2 separate regions of the Homo sapiens genome follow, and region 1 is linked to region 2. A link is a loop called in an ENCODE intact Hi-C map of the cell type or tissue named here. Cell type or tissue: endothelial cell of umbilical vein. All regions are shown on one strand. Links, peaks and the distances in the headings refer to the core of each region. The heading gives the core; the rest is flanking DNA. Region 1 has its middle 44 kb from the start of LINC02577. Region 2 has its middle 21 kb from the start of CCDC71L.

Region 1 (10,620 bases), core at 3,568-6,067, 49 kb before region 2:
AAAGAAAGCCTATTTAAAGAAATAATGGCTGAAAACTTCCAAGATCTGGGGAGATAAATAGCCAGATTCATGAAGCTTAAAAAAATCCCAAATTGGATGAACCCTATATACAGAGACATATTATAATCCAATTATCAAAAGCTGAGACAAAGAAAAATTAAAAAACAAGAGAAAAGTGACTCATCATTTACGAGAAGCCCCCATAAGACTGTCAGTGGATTTCTCAGCAGAAACCTTGTGGGTCAGAAGGGAGTGAGGTAATCTATTCAAAGGGCTGAGTGGGGGTAGTGGGGGAAAAACACCCTGCTAGCCAAAAATACATTACCTGTCAAAACTGTCCTTCAGAAATGAGGGAGAAATAAAAAATGTTCCAGACAAACAAAAAATGGAGAAATTCCATTACCACTAGACCTGTCTTACAAGAAATACTAAGTGGAGTTCTTCAAGTTGAAATGAAAGGACACTAAACAGCAATATGAAAGCACACGAAAGTATAAAACTTAGTAGTAAAAGTAAATACATTGACCAACACAGAAAACTGTGGTAATGTAATGTTGGTGGATACATTTAGCTCTAGTATAAAAGTTAAATGAAAAAAGTTTAAAAAATAACTATAAATATGAAAATTTATGGATAGATATACAATATTAAAAGAAGATAGAAGCTGGGTATAGTGGCTCACACCTATAATTCTAACACTTTGGGAGGCTGAAGATTGCTTGAGCCCAGGAGCTGGAGACCAGCCTGGGAAACATGGCAAGACTTTGTCTCTACAAAAGAAACAAAAAAATTAGCTGGGTGTGGTGGCACAGGCCTGTAGTCCCAGCTACTTGGGAGGCTGAAGCAAGATGATCACTTAAGCCCAGGAGGTTGAGGCTGCAGTGAGCCATGTTCAACCTAGGTGACAGAGCAAGATCATGTATCAAAAAAAAAAAAAAAAAAAGATTTAAAGTGTGACATCAATAATATAAAGTGTGTGTGTGAGAGATATAGAGTTTCTGTATACAGTGGAAGACAAGTTATCAGTTTAAAATAGACTACTGTGTTTCATGCAATCAAGGTAACCACAAGGAAAATTCCCATAGTAGACATACACACACAAAAAAGAGAAAGGAATCAATGCAAATCACTATAAAAAGTCAATAAATCACAAAGGTAAACAGAAAAAAGGGAAAGAGAAACAAAAGAAATACAAAACAGAAAGCAATGACAGTAGTAAATCCTTACTTATAAATAACTACTTTAAATATAAATGAATTAAACTCCTAATCAAAAGACATAGAGTGGCTGAGTAGATGAAACAACAAGATCTAACAATGTGCTGTCTACAAGGGACTCACTTTAGAATCAAAGGCACACATAAGCTGAAGGTGAAGAGATGGAAAAAGACATTCCATGCAAACGTAACCAAAAGATAGCAGGCTGGCTATACTTATATCACACAAAATAGACCTTAAGAACTATCACAAGTGACAAAAAAGGTCACTATATAATGATAAAAGGGACAATTCATCAGGAAGATATAACAATTATAAATGTATATGCACTTAACATAAGTGCACCTAAATATATAAAGCATACATTGACAGGTTTGAAAGGAGACATAGCAATACAATAGTAGTGGAGGACTTCAATACCTCACTTTCAACAATAGAACATTCAGACAGAAAATAAATAAGAAAACAGTGCTGCACTGAAACAATACCATGGACCAGATGGATCTTACAGACATACATAGAACATTCTATCCAATAGCAGCAGAACACATTCTTCTCAAGTGTACATAGAACATTCTGCAGGACAGATCACATGTTTGGTTACAAAACAAGTTTCAACAAACTTAAGAAGACTAAAGTCATACCAGGTATCTTTTCTAACCACAATGCAATGAAACTAGAAATCAACAACGTAAGAAGAAATGGAAAATTCTCAAATATGTGATTGTCCCTGGATAACTCCTATTCATCCTACAATGCTCAGTTTAGGAGATGCCCCTTTTGGTTATCTTTCTTCATCCTCCCATGCCCATCTTACCAGTTCTCATAGCTCTTCCTTTCTGTGGAGGGAGCACTTGATAACCTGCACAGCCCTTGATCACAATGCTTATTAAACTATACTGTAATTCAGTTTGCTTAGAATATAAAATCTTTGAGGGCAGGAACTGAGATGATCACTTTTGTATTTGGAGTACCTAGCAAGTGCCAGGTGCTAGAGTTCAATGAATGTTTGCCAAACAAAGGAATCATTCTCAATGTTAAATCCCACATTCCTATTTAATAAGAACTCCAGGTTCATCTTATTTCATTTTTAAATTCTCTCATTATTCCAAACTCAAAATTAATGTTTATGGGGGCCTGAAAGTTCATTTAAACTCGTAAATCAGGCTAGTGTTGGGCCTCAGGTGAAGTAGAGTGTCCCTCTAAAAGCATTCAAATTTTAGAAGTTTTGTTTTTTTATTTTTACTTATGATAAAAATATATAAAATTTATCATCTTAAGTGTACAGTTCAGTAGTATAAAGTATATTCCCATTCTTGTGCAATAGATCTCTAGAACTTTTTCATTTCACAAAACTGAAACTTTATACATGTTAAACAACAATTCCCTATGTTCCCCCTCTTACCAGCCCCTGCCAACCAACATTCTACTTTCTGTATCCATGCATTTGGCTACTTTAGATAACTCATATGTGTGGAATCATACAGTATTTGTCTTTTTATGACTGTCTTAATTCGCTTAGTATAATGTCTTCCAAGTGCATCCATGGTGTAGCACGTGACAGGATTTCCTTCTTTTAAAAGGTGAAATACTATTTCATTTTCTGTATATAACACATTTTGTTAGTCCATTTATCTGTGGATGGACATTCAAGTTGCCTCCACCTCTAGGCTATTGTGAATAATACTGCAAGGAACATGGCCATCCAAGTATCTTTTTGAGATCCTGCTTTGAATTCTTTCGGAAAAATGTGTTTTTTCAAAAACCCATTGCTGGCCAAATAAAATATAGCTTCTAGCCAGAGGCAGACTGTAAGATGCCAATTTACAATTCCTGTTATTTTTAATGTATTTTGTATAATGGGGACAATAGAAAGGCAGTGATAGCCCTGACAAAGAACAGAAAGCTCTGAGTCCAGTAGGATGAGAAGGAGTTATCCAAATGAAGATGTCTAAGGGCAGTTGATACCAGACAAAGTGAGCAGTATTAAGAAGAAAGTATGGGAGCAGACAAATGACTGGAGATGTCTGAATCTCGGCTGAAAGTGATGACAGTGATGAGAGGCAGGATGGTGGTGTTAGTAGTTTGCAAGGTGAATATCATTGAAATTAAATGTCTTTGAGAGTATCATCACTCATATTCCAGGGTCAAAGGAGTCTTTAGGTGGGCAAAGGTGCTAAGCCAGGCATCAAAGCTCCAAAAGAGCAGAGCAGAGCAGAGAGAACAGACACCAACGACAGCAGCAAGCAATTGTGGATGAAATTATCAACTAAGGGAGTTTCACATGGGCATGAGGCGATAATCAAGATTTGACAATAGGGAGAAAGGTTAACACGGTCTTTGGGAGGAAGTGCTCTGAAAGAAACTTCGCTGGGCAAAGCAGAGCTCTGGCAAATTGAGCTTCACCCAATCTTGTCCTGCAGAGAAGCCAAGTCTCCACTGAATACAAAGAGACACACCCTTCTGCCTGGACGGTATCAGTAGGTAGGAGAAAGGATCATGAGGGAGAAAGGATGGGGTCAGAAATGTATGATATGGGAGTGTTTTGGTGGCGAGTTGTGGGGTGGAACCTCTTGTGGTATCCCTCGGTGGTGAGATGGACCTCCCACACAAAATTTGGTTTAGATGTCAAGACTCATGATGCCACACATACACAAAGAGGGGATGGAAGGTTTATTGCACATGTAATGAGGTTTTCTAGAGGGAACAGGGCAGGCTCCCAAGCAGATCTGAAAATGCCTTGAAAGAGCAGGGAGGGGAAACCTCCCTGCTTGGGGTTTTATAATAGTTAGGGAGTGAGGCTGGGTTGCTGGTTTCCTCATGCTGGCCAACGTTTGTATGGTTTGAATTTCCCATCGGTGCCAAAGGAGCACCAAGGCTTTTTTTCTTTTTTCTTTTTTTAAATTTTTTTTTTTATCAGCTTGCTTGGATGTGGGGCACAAAAGGAAGGAGGCGTGGCAGGGCTTGACAGCTGTCAGCTGTTAAACATCAACAATGGAGTCAGACTCCTTATTATTGAGTACTAGAGAGCACTGGTGAGCCTGAACCTCAAGATAATTAAAACCACAGGGCTGCCCATAGGACATGCACTTAATTCCTTAGAGGAAGTCGGTAACCAGTGACTGTAGAGGCCAAGACTCTATAGCCTATGTGAAATTTTGGGACTTTTGTAATTTTCCATGTTTCTCATTTGTATTATTTTCTATTTTCTGTTGGGGTTATTACAAAAATTCACATAACAAAAAGGGCCAATAATCTTGTCATCTGGGATCGTGTGTGTACACATATGCACATGTATGCATTTATAGTGTGTTTGTATGCTGGATATAGCTGATTGGCACTCAGCCATTTCCAGCTCTTTTTTTGAATGCTGGAAACCACGTTTCCCTGACTCCTTTGGATGAATTTATTAAATACGCTTTGTTTTACATGTAGAAAGCAGAAGTGAAACAGAAGCCACCTTCCTTCTATTGTCTGTTTTTCTGTGTGTGAACAAGATCTTGGACCATCTCCAAGATCTCACGTTTTTCTGAAGTGGTGTTCTAGTGTTCAGACATTAGCTTCATAGATGGTTATAGGCAGTTGTGGTGTGGCAGCAGTAGCTTCTCGATCCTGACTTTCTGATCCTGGGACACAGCTATCCTTGTGGGTTCATGAACTCAAAAGTTCCAGTGTCAGCCTGCTGGCTACTCACCATCCTGATTGCTGCAGAGCAAGTAGCTTGCCTGGATAGTCAGTTCTGCATTGTTCTAGGAGTTATTCCTGGGGGCCCAACCTTGAGCCTGCTCCTCCAGCCATTCTAGTTCATATGTAAACACCCAATTTCCTTTATTAAATTCCTTTGTGCTTAATACAAATAGATAGGTTTCTATATTTTGCCCTGAACCTTTATTATCATTGTATGTTTGTGTTAGTAGAGGGGACTGGTATGGGGGCAATGAAAATGGGGGGATGATGCTCAGCTCTAAACCTTTCTATGACATAGGGGGGTATAGGGACCCTACAGGTGAGAGAATGGTGGCCTCAATGGAAAGATTAGCTGGGACCTGAGAAGATCTTCTGGATCAGAGGGGGAATGCAAGGAAAAGGCGTTTGGGGTTCCCAGAAATCCTCCCTCTGACTCTACTGAACTTGGGGCTACAAAGAAAGTAGGTCTTAGGTGAATTTCTTGAATCAGTAGTTAATTGTGTTTAGTATCTTATTTATTGTTTTGCGTATGCATTGTTTTCATTCTAAATTTCTAGAAGCTTATTCTCCTAAGTAGTTTTTATACTCTCAGTGTAATCATAGTACACTTAGAAAACCCCAATTTCTTTTTCTTTCCTTTTTTCATCCATAGGTGAGAGGTAACTTGAGTATGGTCTCCATTGAAACTCATACGCCTATCCCTAAATTTAGTAGAAAAAGAAAGAAACTTACTTAGGGCAAACATGGTGACAATTTCCAAGATGATTAAAGTAACACTGAGGCCTTAATGTATCATACAGTGCTGGCAGGGGAAGTAATTCTTTCATTCAATTCAACAAGTACTTGTGAGGTGTATTAAGCTTTGTCACTTCCTGGGCCTCCACCCCCTCTCCCTCTTCTCCAGCTTAGCCACTCACTTTCATGACACACCTTGGAACCTGTCATCACCTGGAACTGTACCACCTCTGCAGTCTTTACCTCTGATGTACCATTATCTGATTATAAACTCCTACTTGGCAGATGGATTTGCCTTCTATTTCAGTGAGGAAGTTGAGGTTTCTAGTTGGGAATTTCCTCAACTTTTTGACTTCAGCCAATGACCTTATTTAAACCCATAACCTGATATCCATAACCACTTCTTTTACTCAGTCTTAAATCAATAATTTAAAAAAGTTTTTATTAACACATAATTCAGATAACATACAATTTCCCCATTTAATGCGTACAATTCACTGGTTTTTAGTATTTTCACAGAGTTGTGCAACCATCACCACAATAAATTTTAAATCATTTTCATCACCACAAAGAGAAATCCCTTGGCCATCCGTCCTCATTCCCCCATTGCTCCTAGCTCTAGGAAACCACAAACCTACTTTCTTTCTCTGTGAATTTCCATATTCTGGACATTAAATATAATGGAATAATACAATATATAATCCTTTGTGACTGTCTTTTTTCACTTAACATAACGTTTTCAAGGTTCATCCACACTGTGTCATGTATCAGTTCTTCATTCCTTTTTGTGGTTGAATAATATTCAAGTGTATGCTTATGCCACATTTTATTTATACATTCATTAGTTGATGGACATTTGGGTTATATCTAACTTTTGCCTATTATTAAGAATGCTACTATGAATATTCACACACAAGGTTTTATGTGGACATATGTTTTTATTTCTCTTGGGTATATACCTAGGAGGGGAATTGCTGAGCTGTATGGTAGCACTATATTTAATTATTTGAAAAATTGCCAGACTGTTTTCCAAAAGATGTACTATGTTACATTTCCATTAGGAGTGCATGAGAGTTCCAATTTCTTTGCATTTTTGCTAACTTGTTATTATCTAACTTTTTGATTAGAACCATCATAATCTGCATGAAATAGCAGCCCATTGTAGGTTTGATTTGCATTTCCCTGAGGCTAATGAAGTTGATCATTTTTTTCATGTGCATATTGGCCATTTATATATCTTTTTTGGAAAAATGTCTATTCAGGTTCTTTGCTTTTTTGAAAATTATTTGTCTTTTTATTGTTAAGTTGTAAGGGTTCTTTATATATTCCACACACAAGTCCTTCATCAGATATATGATTTGCAGAAATTTTCTCCCATCCTATGGGTTGCCTTTTTAATTTCTTAATTGTGTGTTTTGAAGCAGGAAAGTTTTTTTTTTAAATGCTATGATATCCAATTTACCTATTCTTTTTTGTTGTTGTTGCTTATATGTTGGGTGTCGTAGCTAAGAAATCATTGCCTACTACAAGGTCATGAAGATTTACCTCTGTTTTTCTAAGAAGTTTATAGTTTTAGCTTTTACACTTAGTTATTGGATCCTATTTGAGTTGATTTTTATACAGATGTGAGGTAGGATCTAACTTCTTTTTTTTCAGATTGTGTCAGCACCATTTATGGAAAGACTTTTATTTTCCCATTGAATTGATTTCCCTTGTTGGAAATCAATTCAATGGGAAAAAATTTCCCTTGTTGGAAATCAATTGACAGTAAGTGTGAGTTTACTTATAGATTTTTAATTTCATTCTATTAATCTGTATGTCTTATCTTATGCCAATACCACACTGTCTTGATTACTGTAGATTTTGTAGTAAGTTTTGAAATGGGGAAGCGTGAATCCTCCAACTTTGTTGTTTGTTTTCAAGGTTGTTTTAGCTCTTCTGTTTCTTGCGCTCTCATATAAATTTTAGGATCAGATTATTGGTCCAGAATTTTGATGGGAATTGTGTTGAATTTGTAGATCAGTTTGGGGAGTATTGCCATCTTAACAATATTAAATTTTCCAATCCATGAACATGAGGTGACTTTCCATTTATTTAGGTGTTCTTTAATTTCTTTCAGCAATGTTTTGTATTTTTCAGAGTATAAGTTTAGTACTTCTTTTGTTAAATTCATTCCTAAGTATTTTATTCTTTTTCATGCTATTGTAAACAGATTTTGTTTTCTTAATTTCATTTTTAGTGTATTCATTGCAAATGTATAGAAACACAATTGATTTTTTAAATATATTTTTATTATACTTTAAGTTCTAGGGTACACATGCACAATGTGCAGGTTTGTTACATATGTATACATGTGCCATGTTGGTGTGCTGCACCCATTAACTCATCATTTACATTAGGTATATCTCCTAATGCTATCCCTCCCCCCTCCCCCCACCCAACAACAGGCCTGGTGTGTGGTGTTCCCCTTGCTGTGTCCAGGTGTTCTCATTGTTCAATTCCCACCTGTGAGTGAGAACATGCGGTGTTTGGTTTTCTGTCTTTGCAATAGTTTGCTGAGAATGATGGTTTCCAGCTTCATCCATGTCCCTATAAAGGACATGAACTCATCATGTTTTATGGCTGCATAGTATTCCATGGTATATACATGCCACATTTTCTTAATCCAGTCTATCATGGATGGACATTTGGGTTGGTTCCAAGTCTTTGCCATTGTGAATACTGCTGCAATAAACATACGTGTGCATGTGCCTTTATAGCAGCATGATTTATAATCGTTTGGGTATCTACCCAGTAATGGGATGGCTGAGTCAAACAGTATTTCTAGTTCTAGATCCTTGAGGAATTCCCACAGTGTCTTCCACAATGGTTGAACTAGTTTACAGTCCCACCAACAGTGTAAAAGTGTTCCTATTTCTCCACATCCTCTCCAGCACCTGTTGTTTCCTGACTTTTTAAAGATCACCATTCTAACTGGTGTGAGATGGTATCTCATTGTGGTTTTGATTTGCATTTCTCTGACGGCCAGTGATGATGAGCATTTTTTTTTATTATACTCTAAGTTTTAGGGTACATGTGCACAACATGCAGGTTTGTTCATATGTCTGTTGGCTGCATCAGTGTCTTTCTTTTTTTTTTTTTTTTTTTTGTGGCGGATTCTCGCTGTCTCCCAGGCTAGAGTGCAGTGGCGCAATCTTGGCTCACTGCAGGCTCCGCCCCTCCGGGGTTCACGCCATTCTCCCACCTCAGCCTTCCGAATAGCTGGGACTACAGGCGCCTGCCACCTTGCCTGGCTAATTTTTTGTATTTTTAGTAGAGACGGCGTTTCACTGTATTAGCCAGGATGGTCTCAATCTCCTGACCTTGTGATCTGCCCGCCTCGGCCTCCCAAAGTGCTGGGATTACAGGCGTGTTCAATGTCTTCTTTTGATAAGTGTCTGTTCATATCCTTTGCCCACTTTTTGATGGGGTTGTTTGTTTTTTTCTTGTAAATTTGTTTGAGTTCTTTGTAGATTCTGGATATTAGCCCTTTGTCAGATGGAAAGATTGCAAAAATTTTCTCCCATTCTGTAGGTTGCTTGTTCACGCTGATGGTATTTTCTTTTGCTGTGCAGAAGCTCTTTAGTTTAATTAGATCCCATTTGTCAATTTTGGCTTTTGTTGCCATTGCTTTTGGTGTTTTAGACATGAAGTCCTTGCCCATGCCTATGTCCTGAATGGTATTGCCTAGGTTTTCTTCTAGGGTTTTTATGGTTTTAGGTCTAACATTTAAGCCTTTAATCCATCTTGAATTACTTTTTGTATAAGGTGTCAGGAATGGATCCAGTATCAGCCTTCTACGTATGGCTAGCCAGTTTTCCCAGCACCATTTATTAAATAGGGAATCGTTTCCCCATTTCTTGTTTTTCTCAGGTTTGTCAAAGATCAGATGGTTGTAGATGTGTGGTATTATTTCTGAGGGCTCTGTTCTGTTCCATTGGTCTATATCTCTGTTTTGGTACCAGTACCATGCTGTTTTGATTACTGTAGCCTTGTAGTATAGTTTGAAGTCAGGTAGCGTGATGCCTCCAGCTTTGTTCTTTTGGTTTAGGATTGACTTGGCAATGCGGGCTCTTTTTTGGTTCCATATGAACTTTAAAGTAGTTTTTTCCAATTCTGTGAAGAAAGTCATTGGTAGCTTGATGGGGATGGCATTGAATCTGTAAATTACCTTGGGCAGTATGGCCATTTTCATGATATTGATTCTTCCTGTCCATGAGTGTGGAATGTTCTTCCATTTGTTTCTATCCTCTTTTATTTTGTTGAGTAGTGGTTTGTAGTTCTCCTTGAAGAGGTCCTTCACATCCCTTATAAATTGGATTCCTAGGTATTTTATTCTCTTTGAAGCAATTGTGAATGGGAGTTCACTCATGATTTGGCTCTCTGTTTGTCTGTTATTGGTGTATAGGAATGCTTGTGACTTTTGCACATTGATTTTGTATCCTGAGACTTTGCTGAAGTTGCTTATCAGCCTAAGGAGATTTTGGGCTGAGATGATGGAGTTTTCTAGATATACAATCATGTCATCTGCAAACAGGGACAATTTGACTTCCTATTTTCCTAATTGAATACCCTTTATTTCTTTCTCCTGCCTGATTGCCCTGGCCAGAACTTCTAACACTATGTTGAATAGGAGTGGTGAGAGAAGGCATCCCTGTCTTGTGCCAGTTTTCAAAGGGAATGCTTCTAGTTTTTGCCCATTCAGTATGATATTGGCTGTGGGTTTGTCATAAATAGCTCTTATTATTTTGAGATACGTCTCACCAATACCTAATTTATTGAGAGTTTTTAGCATGAAGGGCTGTTGAATTTTGTCAAAGGCCTTTTCTGCATCTATTGAGATAATCATGTGGTTTTTGTCTTTGGTTCTGTTTATATGCTGGATTATGTTTATTGATTTGCGTATGTTGAACTAGCCTTGCATCCCAGGGATGAAGCCCAC
Region 2 (10,620 bases), core at 4,242-6,741:
ACTAATATCAGAGCAGAACTGAAGGAGATAGAGACACAAAAAACCCTTCAAAAAATCAATGAATCCAGGAGCTGGTTTTTTGAAAAGATCAACAAAATTGATAGACCGCTAGCGAGACTAATACAGAATAAAAGAGAGAAGAATCCAATAGACACAATAAAAAATGATAAAGGGGATCTCACCACCGATCCCACAGAAATACAAACTACCATCAGAGAATACTATAAACACCTCTATGCAAATAAACTAGAAAATCTAGAAGAAATGGATAAATTCCTGGACACATAAACCCTCCCAAGACTAAACCAGGAAGAAGTTGAATCTCTGAATAGACCAATAACAGGATCTGAAATTGAGGCAATAATTAATAGCCTACCAACCAGAAAAAGTCCAGGACAAGACAAATTCACAGCCAAATTCTACCAGAGGTACAAGGAGGAGCTGGTACCATTCCTTCTGAAACTATTTCAATCAATAGAAAAAGAGGGAATCCTCCGTAGCTCATTTTATGAGGCCAGCACCCTGAAAAGCCTGGCAGAGACACAACAAAAAAAGAGAATTTTAGACTAATATCACTGATGAACATCGATGCAGAAATCCTCAATAAAATACTGGCAAACCAAATCTAGGAGTACATCAAAAAGCTTTTCCACCATGATCAAGTGGGCTTCATGCCTGGGATGCAAGGCTTGTTCAGAATATGCAAATCAATAAACATAATCCAGCATATAAACAGAACCAAAGACAAAAACCACATGGTTATCTCAATAGATGCAGAAAAGGCCTTTGACAAAATTCAACAGCCTTTGATGCTAAAAACTCTCAATAAATTTAGTATTGATGGGACATGTCTCAAAATAATAAGAGCTATTTATGACAAAGACACAGCAAATATCATACTGCGTGGGCAAAAACTACAAGCATTCCCTTTGAAAACTGGCACAAGACAGGGATGCCCTCTCTCACCACTCCTACTCAACACAGTGTTGGAAGTTCTGGCCAGGGCAATCAGGCAGGAGAAAGAAATAAAGAGTATTTAGTTAGGAAAAGAGGAAGTCAAATTGTCCCTGTTTGCAGATGACATGATTGCATATTTAGAAAACCCCATCATCTCAGCCCAAAATCTCCTTAAGCTGATAAGCAACTTCAGCAAAGTCTCAGGATACAAAATCAATGTGCAAAAATCACAAGCATTCTTATACACCAATAACAGACAAACAGAGAGCCAAATCATGAGTGAAATCCCATTCACAACTGCTTCAAAGAGAATAAAATACCTAGGAATCCAACTTACAAGGGATGTGAAGGACCTCTTCAAGGAGAACTACAAACCACTACTCAACAAAATAAAAGAGGACAAAAACAAATGGAAGAACATTCCATGCTCATGGATAGGAAGAATCAATATCGTGAAAATGGGTATACTGCCCAAGGTAATTTATAGATTCAAAGTCATCCCCATCAAGCTACCAATGACTTTCTTCACAGAATTGGAAAAAACTACTTTAAAGTTCATATGGAACTAAAAAAGAGCCCACATTGCAAAGTCAATCCTAAGCCAAAAGACAAAGCTGGAGGCATCATGCTACCTGACTTCAAACTATACTACAAGGCTACAGTAATCAAAACAGCATGGTAGTGCTACCAAAACAGAGATATAAACCAATGGAACAGAACAGAGCCCTCAGAAATAATACTACACATCTACAATCATCTGATCTTTGATAAACCTGACAAAAACAAGAAAAGGGGAAAGGATTCCCTATTTAATAAATGGTGCTGGGAAAACTGGCTAGCCATATGTAGAAAGCTGAAACTGGATCCCTTCTTTACACCTTATACAAAAATTAATTGAAGATGGATTAAAGACTTAAATGTTAGACCTAAAACCATAAAAACCCTAGAAGAAAACCTAGACATACCCTTCAGGATATAGGCATGGGCAAGGACTTCATGTCTAAAACACCAAAAGTAATGGCAACAAAAGCCAAAATTGACAAATGGGATCTAATTAAACTAAAGAGCTTCTGCACAGCAAAAGAAACTACCATCAGAGTGAACAGGCAACCTACAGAATGGGAGAAAATTTTTGCAATCTTCTCATCTGACAAAGGGCTAATATCCAGAATCTACAAAGAACTACAACAAATTTACAAGAAAAAAACAAACAACCCCATCAAAAAGTGGGCAAAGGATATGAACAGACACTTCTCAAAAGAACATATTGATGCAGCCAACAGACACATGAAAAAATGCTCATCATCACTGGCTATCAGAGAAATGCAAATCAAAACCAGGATGAGATACCATCTCACACCAGTTAGAATGGCGATCATTAAAAAGTCAGGAAACAACAGGTACTGGAGAGGATGTGGAGAAACAGGAACACTTTTACACTGTTGGTGGGACTGTAAACTAGTTCAACCATTGTGGAAGACAGTGTGGTGATTCCTCAAGGATCTAGAATTAAAAATACTATTTGACCCAGCAATCCCATTACTGGGTATATACCCAAAGGATTATAAATCATGCTGCTATAAAGACACATGCACATGTATGTTTTTGTGGCACTATTCACAGTAGCAAAGACTTGGAACCAACCCAAATGTTCATCAGTGATAGACTGGATTAAGAAAATGTGGCACATATACACCATTGAATACAATGGAGTCATAAAAAAGGGTGAGTTCATGTCCTTTGTAGGGACATGGATGAAGCTGGAAACCATCATTCTCAGCAAACTATTGCAAGGACAAAATCCAAACACCGCATGTTCTCACTCATGGATGGGAATTGAACAATGAGAACACTGGGACACAGGAAGGGGAACATCACACACTGGGGCCTGTTGTGGGTTGTGGGGAGGGGGAGGGATTTCATTAGGAGATATACCTAATGTAAATGACGAGTTAATGGGTGTAGCACGCCAACATGGCACATGTATACATATGTAACAAACCTGCACATTGTGCACATGTACCCTAGAACTTAAAGTATAATAATAAAAGATTTTATAATATTTCTCAATTTTCCATTTTTAAAGTTTGAATTTTAATATACCAAATATTCTCAATGTGGATCTCACGTACATTTTATTTTGAGGTTGACAGAATCAACCAATCAGTGGATACATACAGTCATGGGTTGGCACTGTGATGAAAACCAGGGATTCAAAGTAGAAGATGCAGCCTTTCCCAGTGAAATGATGAGACAGGTGTGTGTTCATACACACCCCTAACAAAACAAAGTCACACACAGTAAATGCCAAATGATTAATGCAGTTACTAAATAACTTGGTGTAGTAGAAAGTGATCACTTGATGGAGAGGATTTAGACAGATAGAAAGGAAGTGTAAGAACAATGTAGGGCCCGGCACAGTGGGTCCAACCTGTAATCCCAGCACTTTGGGGGGCCGAGGCAGGTCAGGAGTTCAAGACTAGCCTGGCCAACATGCTGAAACCCTGTTTCTACTAAAAATACAAAAAATTAGCTGGGTGTGGTGGCAAGTGCCTTTAATCCCAGCTACTCAGGAGGCTGAGGCAGAAGAATCACTTGAACCCAGGAACTGGAGGTTGCAATGGGCCGAGATTGTGCCACTGCACTCCAACCCCGGGTGACAGTGTGAGACTACGTCTCAAAAAAAAAAAAAAAAAAAAAGAACAATGTAAACATAGATTGAGAAGGCAACTGACACCAAGATGTCTATAGGGAATTGACTAGGAATCTAGAAGAGTGATTCATTCATTAATCCATTGTTCACTGAGTTGTTGGATGTCTAGTCTTTACCAGGCACTGTCTTTGATTTTAGGGACACGAGGTTAAATATGATATAGTCCTTCCAAGGACATGTCAGAATATAAGAGGTGGATGAAGCCATGGGTTTAGGTAGATCATAAAACTATAAAATTTGCTAATTTATTTAATCCACTCTCACCCAATGCAGAAATCCTCTATGATAGATTCTTAAAAGCAGTAATCAACGTCTGTTTGAATACTTTTATTGACATTCAGTCATTCAAAAAGCATTTAGAGATTACCTCACAAATGCAAGCATTGTAGAAGATACTGGAGATATAAAGATAAATAAAACATCTGTCTTCCAAGTATATTCAGTTTTCAGAAGCTCACTAACTTACAAGACACTTTTCCATTTTTGGATGACATTAACTGTTAGAAAGATTGCTTTACTTACATAATCATAGCAATGTAAATGCCAAATACAGACTTAGCAAAAATAAGTGATAAAAATATATTAGGAGGTAGAGCAAAGGAGAATCCTCACATTTTATAATAAGAAATACATACATATAATGCTTAAAACTGAAGAATCAAGAAATAGCAGTATATTATTAGACATATGAGCAGATGAAATGCTAGAAGAGTTGAAAGTGGTTGCTTCTGGGAAATGAAAATTGGAAAGTGACATACAGTGAGTAGGGACTGTTATTTTTTTGTTTAAGCCTTATGTAACTTGATGAGTTTAAAACTCTATAAGTATCATCTTTTGATTAAAAGTTTCTTTAAAATGAAATAAAATAAATTGGAAGCACAGAGAGAAGCAGAGATGGGAAATGGAGATCAAAGACTTCTAGGATACTTACCATGCTTGGCCTTGCTGTTGGTCCTTTTCTGAGGATTGGGTTCTCAGAGTGCCAAGCTACCCATCCAATATCCTCTTTCTGCTCAGTTGAAACCAAATGAGTTTCCATTATTTACAAGCAGAAGCATTCTAATATATAAATACTCTAATAGTGTCAGATGACTAAAGGGAAAACAAATAGCGTAATAACTGAGAAGATAAATTTTTTTTCCAAAATTTGCTTTTAAAAAATAGGCACTCACCCTTCAAAACCCTAAGTGGCACTCCAAATCCTGATGTTTGTCAGTAGATTACTAAAGCCGTTATAGAACAGAGGTTGGCAAACTTTTTCTGTGAAGGGGTACGCAGTAAATATTTTAGGCTTTGTGGGCCATATAGCCGCTATTCAACTCTGCCATTGTAGCAGGAAAGCAAACTAGACAGTGCGGATGAGTGTGACTGCACTGCAACAAGATTTTATCTATAAAACAAGTGGTAGGCTGGATTTGGTCTTTGGCCATAGTTTATTGATCCATTTTAGAGCTAGGGCCACTGCATACAGTTGAACCATTTGTGCCTCAAAGTGAGTAACCAAGGGGATAAATGGGGACAGAAATGCAGCCACACTTCCCTTGCTATGCTTTGCTCCAAAGTGTGACACTCTGCCTGCCCAGAGAAGAGGGAACCTTTCTCAACTCGTCTGCCCAATGGAGATGCTTTTTTCTTATCACACAATGGCTCCATGGCTAGGTGCTGCTCTGCTTAGAACCTCAGAGAAAAAGCAAAGATTAAAGTGCTTACAGGTCATTAATAACATCCCACACGAGACTTGTATTCTCCAGGCAAAATATCCCCAGACATCTATCCATTCTTTCCATGCCCTACTGTTGAGTCACTTTATTTTCCTGGTTGTTCCCTTGGGAATAGGCTCCAGTGTCCCAAAACTATACACAGTACTCCAGGAATGGTCAAAAGGTTGCAGAACAGATCTATTATTAGTAAGGTAGCTGTAGAATCACAATAGTTTTTGAGCAGTGAACACTTGCAAAATGGAAGGTCCCTTTATCCTTTAAACATCACTGCTATTAAGATATAGATCTTATAGTTTTAGGTTGGTGCAAAAGTAATTGTGGTTTTTGCCATAAAGTAGTTGGTTTTGTTTGTTTGTTTTACTTTTTTTTTCTTTAGGTAATTTTCCATCCAGTTAGTAGGGTTTTTTTGTTTTTGTTTTTGCTTTTGTTTCTGTTGTTATTGTTGTTTTCTTTTTTTAAGAGACAGAGTCTCACTTTGTTGCCCAGGCTGGAGTGCAGTGGTGTGATCACAGCTCACTGTAACCTAGAACTCATGGGCTTAAGTGATCCTTCTCAGCCTCCTGAAAAGCTGAGACTATGAGAGCACGCCATCACACCCAGCTTCTAAGATATAGTTCTTTTATGGTACACTTCCACAGTTGTTTCTGGACCCTACTTATAGATTTTATACTTGTTTCTGTGAAATTACATTTTGTAGAATTGGTTCATTATTTCAGGTAGTTTAGAAGGAGATATTAGCTCTCCCTTATCGCTCCATGGGAACTCTAAATCTGATAAACCTAACGGGCATGGTGGCTCATGCCTGTAATCCCAACGTGTTGGGAGGTCAAAGCAGGTGTATCGCTTGTGCCCAGGAGTTCAAAAGCAGCTTGGGCAATATGATGAAACCCTGTCTTTACAAAACATATAAAAATTAGGTGGGTGTGATGGCACACACCAGCTACTGGGGAGGCTGAAATGGGAGGATTGCTTGAGCCTGGGAGGTCAAGGCTGCAGTGAGCCATGATCATGCTGCTGCACTCCAGCCTGGGTAACAGAGAGAGACCATGTCTCTAAATAAATAAACCAATAAGCCTGTCAACTGTCATCCAAATTACTGATTAAAATGTCAAAAAATAGTAGAAACCATAGGAGGGGTAAGAGATCATGAAAAGGTAATGCAAATAAGTGTAGGTCAAGATATATAAAATCAAATGCTTACTCTCACTAATAATAGAATAAATGCAACTAAACTAATAATTAATAACGACAGGAAAAAATGCTTAAAATATATAAAACACCTAGAGCTGGAAAGGTTGGGGTGAGACATATATTGCTGGAAGTATTGTAACTCAGTGTAATCTGCTTAAAAATCAACATGGCAATATGTATTGAGAAGTTTCAAATTTCTTCTTACTTCTCAACCCAGGGAATCTATCTTAGAGACATAGTGAAAAGAAGAAAAATAAAAGTTCAAAAGGCACATTATTATAATCCATATTTATATGAATAAATTATTTATAATCTATAAAAGCTGAAAACAATGTCCTAATATCCTCAATGTCTCACAAATATTGTATTTGAGCAGGCTGATAGGAAAAATATGATATTATGATGAACAGCCAGAATTAAAAGCATCGATTATATAAGTGAAAAAACTATATGACAATATAAAATTGACAAAAGCAAGAAAAGAAGTAAAGAAATATAAAAATAGGTATTTGAATATTGATACTCCAAGTGTATTTTTGTTTTAATTTTTATTAATGTTACTATAATGTTGTCTTCATAAGAAATGCATTTTATATTAAAATTTACTACCATATAAAATATATTGTGCTATCTGATTATTTTGAAAAATCTTTATGAGAGGAAAATGCAAAAAAAGCTGGGAAAATGATTTGGGAGAGGATCCTTGATCCTTTTCATTTATATAGAAAAGAAAAGATTCGTTAAAATACAGCTTAGTTACTCGACAAAGAGTGGGAGATGGCTGATGAGACAGTAGAAATGTATTCCTGGGCACAATTTGGGGAAAATAATTCCAGTAAATCTAGATACAAATCTTTGAAAATAAGAGTTAAGTAAGTTACATCAAAATATCGTGTAAGTGACAGAACCCTTTGGTCTCTTTGGTCTTTCCTTCTCCAACATATTTTCCATATTATTCATGTATTTATTGCTTGAGGCAATGATTATTTATTATGTTTCACCTGAATGTGGAAGAATTTCTCAAGAAAGTAATTTCCACATATTTTGAAATCTAAAACAGTTCTGGGAAATCTCTAACACTGGCAGTCAGTGGGGTCACGGTAGGGTCAGGCACATCCTTGAAGGGGTGAAGTGCGTGTCACAATCTCCTGGTGGTCTGTATCAGTATGAGTAGAGCTGTAAGTAACAGCTGACATCAGGACATATGAGGACATTTACTGATTCATTAACTAGATGTCTGAGCTGGACAGTCTCAGGGTTGATTTGAGGTTTAACAACGTTGCTGATCGTGATCTCTCATTCTCAAGTCCAAAACAGGAAAGAACAGGTAGTGTGTCATACCCCTCAGATGTTGATTGGAGTTGGAGAAAATGTTGATTGTAATGGTGAGATAGTAAAGATAAGCCTCTTAACAAAGTCTACTGTGGCCCTCTCTCTTTGTCTATGGCCAGTAAAAAGCTCCTCTAAAAGAGGAAGTAAGTTTGGCTAAGTAGGAGCAAGTTCTTGTATGGGGTAGGGTTTGAGAGGAGTAACTGCTTTTTCTTTTTTGGTAGGAGAAGTTCACCATTGACTAACAGGCATATACTCAATGCCTGACCCAGCATAAACCTGAGCTTATACCTAAGGTTGTTTGGTAGCTCTTACGGAGGACCACAAACTGGGATCTAAACTAACTTCCCTCTTTCTTTCTTTTCCCCAATCATACCAAATGTAATTCCCTGAGAATTCCCTACAAATTGTGTGCCCAGGCCGGGATGTGGTAGCTGCTGCCTGAAGGACGCCAGTGCTGTGGGAGCCCTTGCCCCAGCTGGGAGGTGTTTTGTGTTCACTTGGGCTGCCACATCCCCCACTGGACACGTCTATGAGGGACCCCTGGTCACAGACCCTGGGCCACTACATCAGCTCCATAGGCTTGGTTTCCCAGCTGGTTGAGAACCACTAAGCTTTACTTTCTATGTCTTCTCATCTTTTAAAAATATTTATTTTATACCTCTTTTGTTCAAAGAATTTAAGAGCTTGATGATATCTTAATAGATAATCTAGTTTGTTCATGTCAATCAGGACTTAAATTAGAAGAAGATAAACATGGAAAGGGTGAAGTTTTATAGACAGCCAAACAAGATTCTGTAATGTTCAACATTAAAATACTTGTTTCAAAACAATTGTAGAATGCTTTTACTATGAGCAAGGAGAAACAGGGCTGAAAAGAGTGCTGGTCTTTTTATATATATATATACTTTAAGTTCTAGGGTACACGTGCACAACGTGTGGATTTGTTACATAGGTATACATATGCCATGTTGGTGTGCTGCACCCATCAACTTGACATTTACATTAGGTATTTCTCCTAATGCTATCCCTCCCCCCGACCCCCACCGCACCAACAGGCCCCAGTGTGTGATGTTCCCTGCCCTGTGTCCAAGTGTCCTCATTGTTCAATTCCCACCTATGAGTGAGAACATGCAGTGTTTGGTTTTCTTTGTGATAGTTTGCTGAGAATGATGGTTTCCAGCTTCATCCATGTTCCTGCAAAGGACATGAACTCATCCGTTTTTATGGTTGCATAGTATTCCATGGTGTATATGTGCCACATTTTCTTAATCCACTCTATCATTGATGGACATTTGGGTTGGTTCCAAGTCTTTGCTATTGTGAATAGTGCCCCAATAAACATACGTGTGCATGTGTCTTTATAGTAGCATGATTTATAATCCTTTGGGTATATACCCAGTAATGGGATCGCTAGGTCAAATGGTATTTCTAGTTCTAGATCCCTGAGGAATTGCCACGCTGTCTTCCATAATGGTTGAACTAGTTTACACTCCCACCACCAGTGTAAAAGTGTTCCTATTTCTCCACATCCTTTCCAGCACCTGTTGTTTCCTGACTTTTTAATGATTGCCATTCTAACTGGTGTGAGACGGTATCTCATTGTGGTTTTGATTTGCATTTCTGTGATGACCAGTGATGATGAGCATTTTTCCATATGTCTATTGCCTACATAAATGTCTTCTTTGAGAAGTGTCCGTTCATATCCTTTGCCCACTTTTTGATGGGGTTGTTTGATTTTTTCTTGTAAATTTGTTTAACTTCTTTGTAGTTTCTGGATATTAGCCCTTTGTCAGATGGGTAGGTTGCAAAAATTTTCTCCCATTCTGTAGGTTGCCTGTTCACTCTGATGGTAGTTTCTTGTGCCATGCAGAAGCTCTTTAGTTTAATTAGATCCCATTTGTCAATTTTGGCTTTTGTTGCCATTGCTTTTGGTGTTTTAGTCATGAAGTCCTTGCCCATGCCTATGTCCTGAATGGTATTGCCTAGGTTTTCTTCTAGGGTTTTTATGGTTTTAGGTCTAAATCCATCTTGAATGAATTTTTGTGTAAGGTATAAGGAAAGGATCCAGTTTCAGCTTTCTACATATGGCTAGCCAGTTTTCCCAGCACCATTTATTAAATAGGGAATCCTTTCCCCATTTCTTGCTTTTGTCAGGTTTGTCAAAGATCAGATGGTTGAGATGTGTGGTGGTATTTCTGAGGGCTCTGTTCTGTTCCATTGTCTATATCTCTGTTTTGGTAGCAGTACCATGTTGTTTTGGTTACTGTAGCCTTGTAGTATAGCTTGAAGTCAGGTAGCATGATGCCTCCAGGTTTGTTCTTTTTGCTTAGGATTGTCTTGGCAATGCGGGCTCTTTTTTGGTTCCATATGAAGTTTAAAGTAGTTTTTTCCAATTCTGTGAAGAAAGTCAGTGATAACCTGATGGGGATGGCATTGAATCTATAAACTACCTTGGGCAGAATGGCCATTTTCATGAAATTTATTTTTCCTATCCATGAGCATGGACTGTTCTTCCATTTGTTTTTGTCCTCTTTTATTTTGTTGAGCAGTGGTTTGCAGTTCTCCTTGAAGAGGTCCTTCACATCCCTTGTAAGTTGGATTCCTAGGTATTTCATTCTCTTTTTAGCAATTGTGAATGGGAGTTCACTCATGATTTGGCCTCTGTTTGTCTATTATTGGTGTGTAAGAATGCTTGTGATTTTTGCA

Evidence for each region. A loop is a pair of places that touch in the nucleus more often than their neighbours do. Peaks named below come from ENCODE experiments on the same cell type or tissue, not always from the same donor. Only the 100,000 strongest peaks of a DNase experiment are listed, where the experiment ranks them.
Region 1: a loop joins it to region 2, with 6 times the contacts of the local background. A loop is called at or near these places in 2 of 110 quality-filtered maps.

What each region holds. Positions count from the first base shown.
Region 1 is chr7:106,725,423-106,736,042 of GRCh38, reverse strand. No RefSeq gene overlaps it. Among named protein-coding and RNA genes, the nearest start is that of LINC02577, 44 kb to the left of the region's middle. RefSeq lists an enhancer at 4,554-4,603. In endothelial cell of umbilical vein, for the core only: no CTCF peak of the experiment used is centred there; DNase peaks (open chromatin) are centred at 4,252 and 4,692; H3K27ac peaks cover 1,396 bases.
Region 2 is chr7:106,676,778-106,687,397 of GRCh38, reverse strand. No RefSeq gene overlaps it. Among named protein-coding and RNA genes, the nearest start is that of CCDC71L, 21 kb to the right of the region's middle. In endothelial cell of umbilical vein, for the core only: no CTCF peak of the experiment used is centred there; a DNase peak (open chromatin) is centred at 5,487; H3K27ac peaks cover 1,507 bases.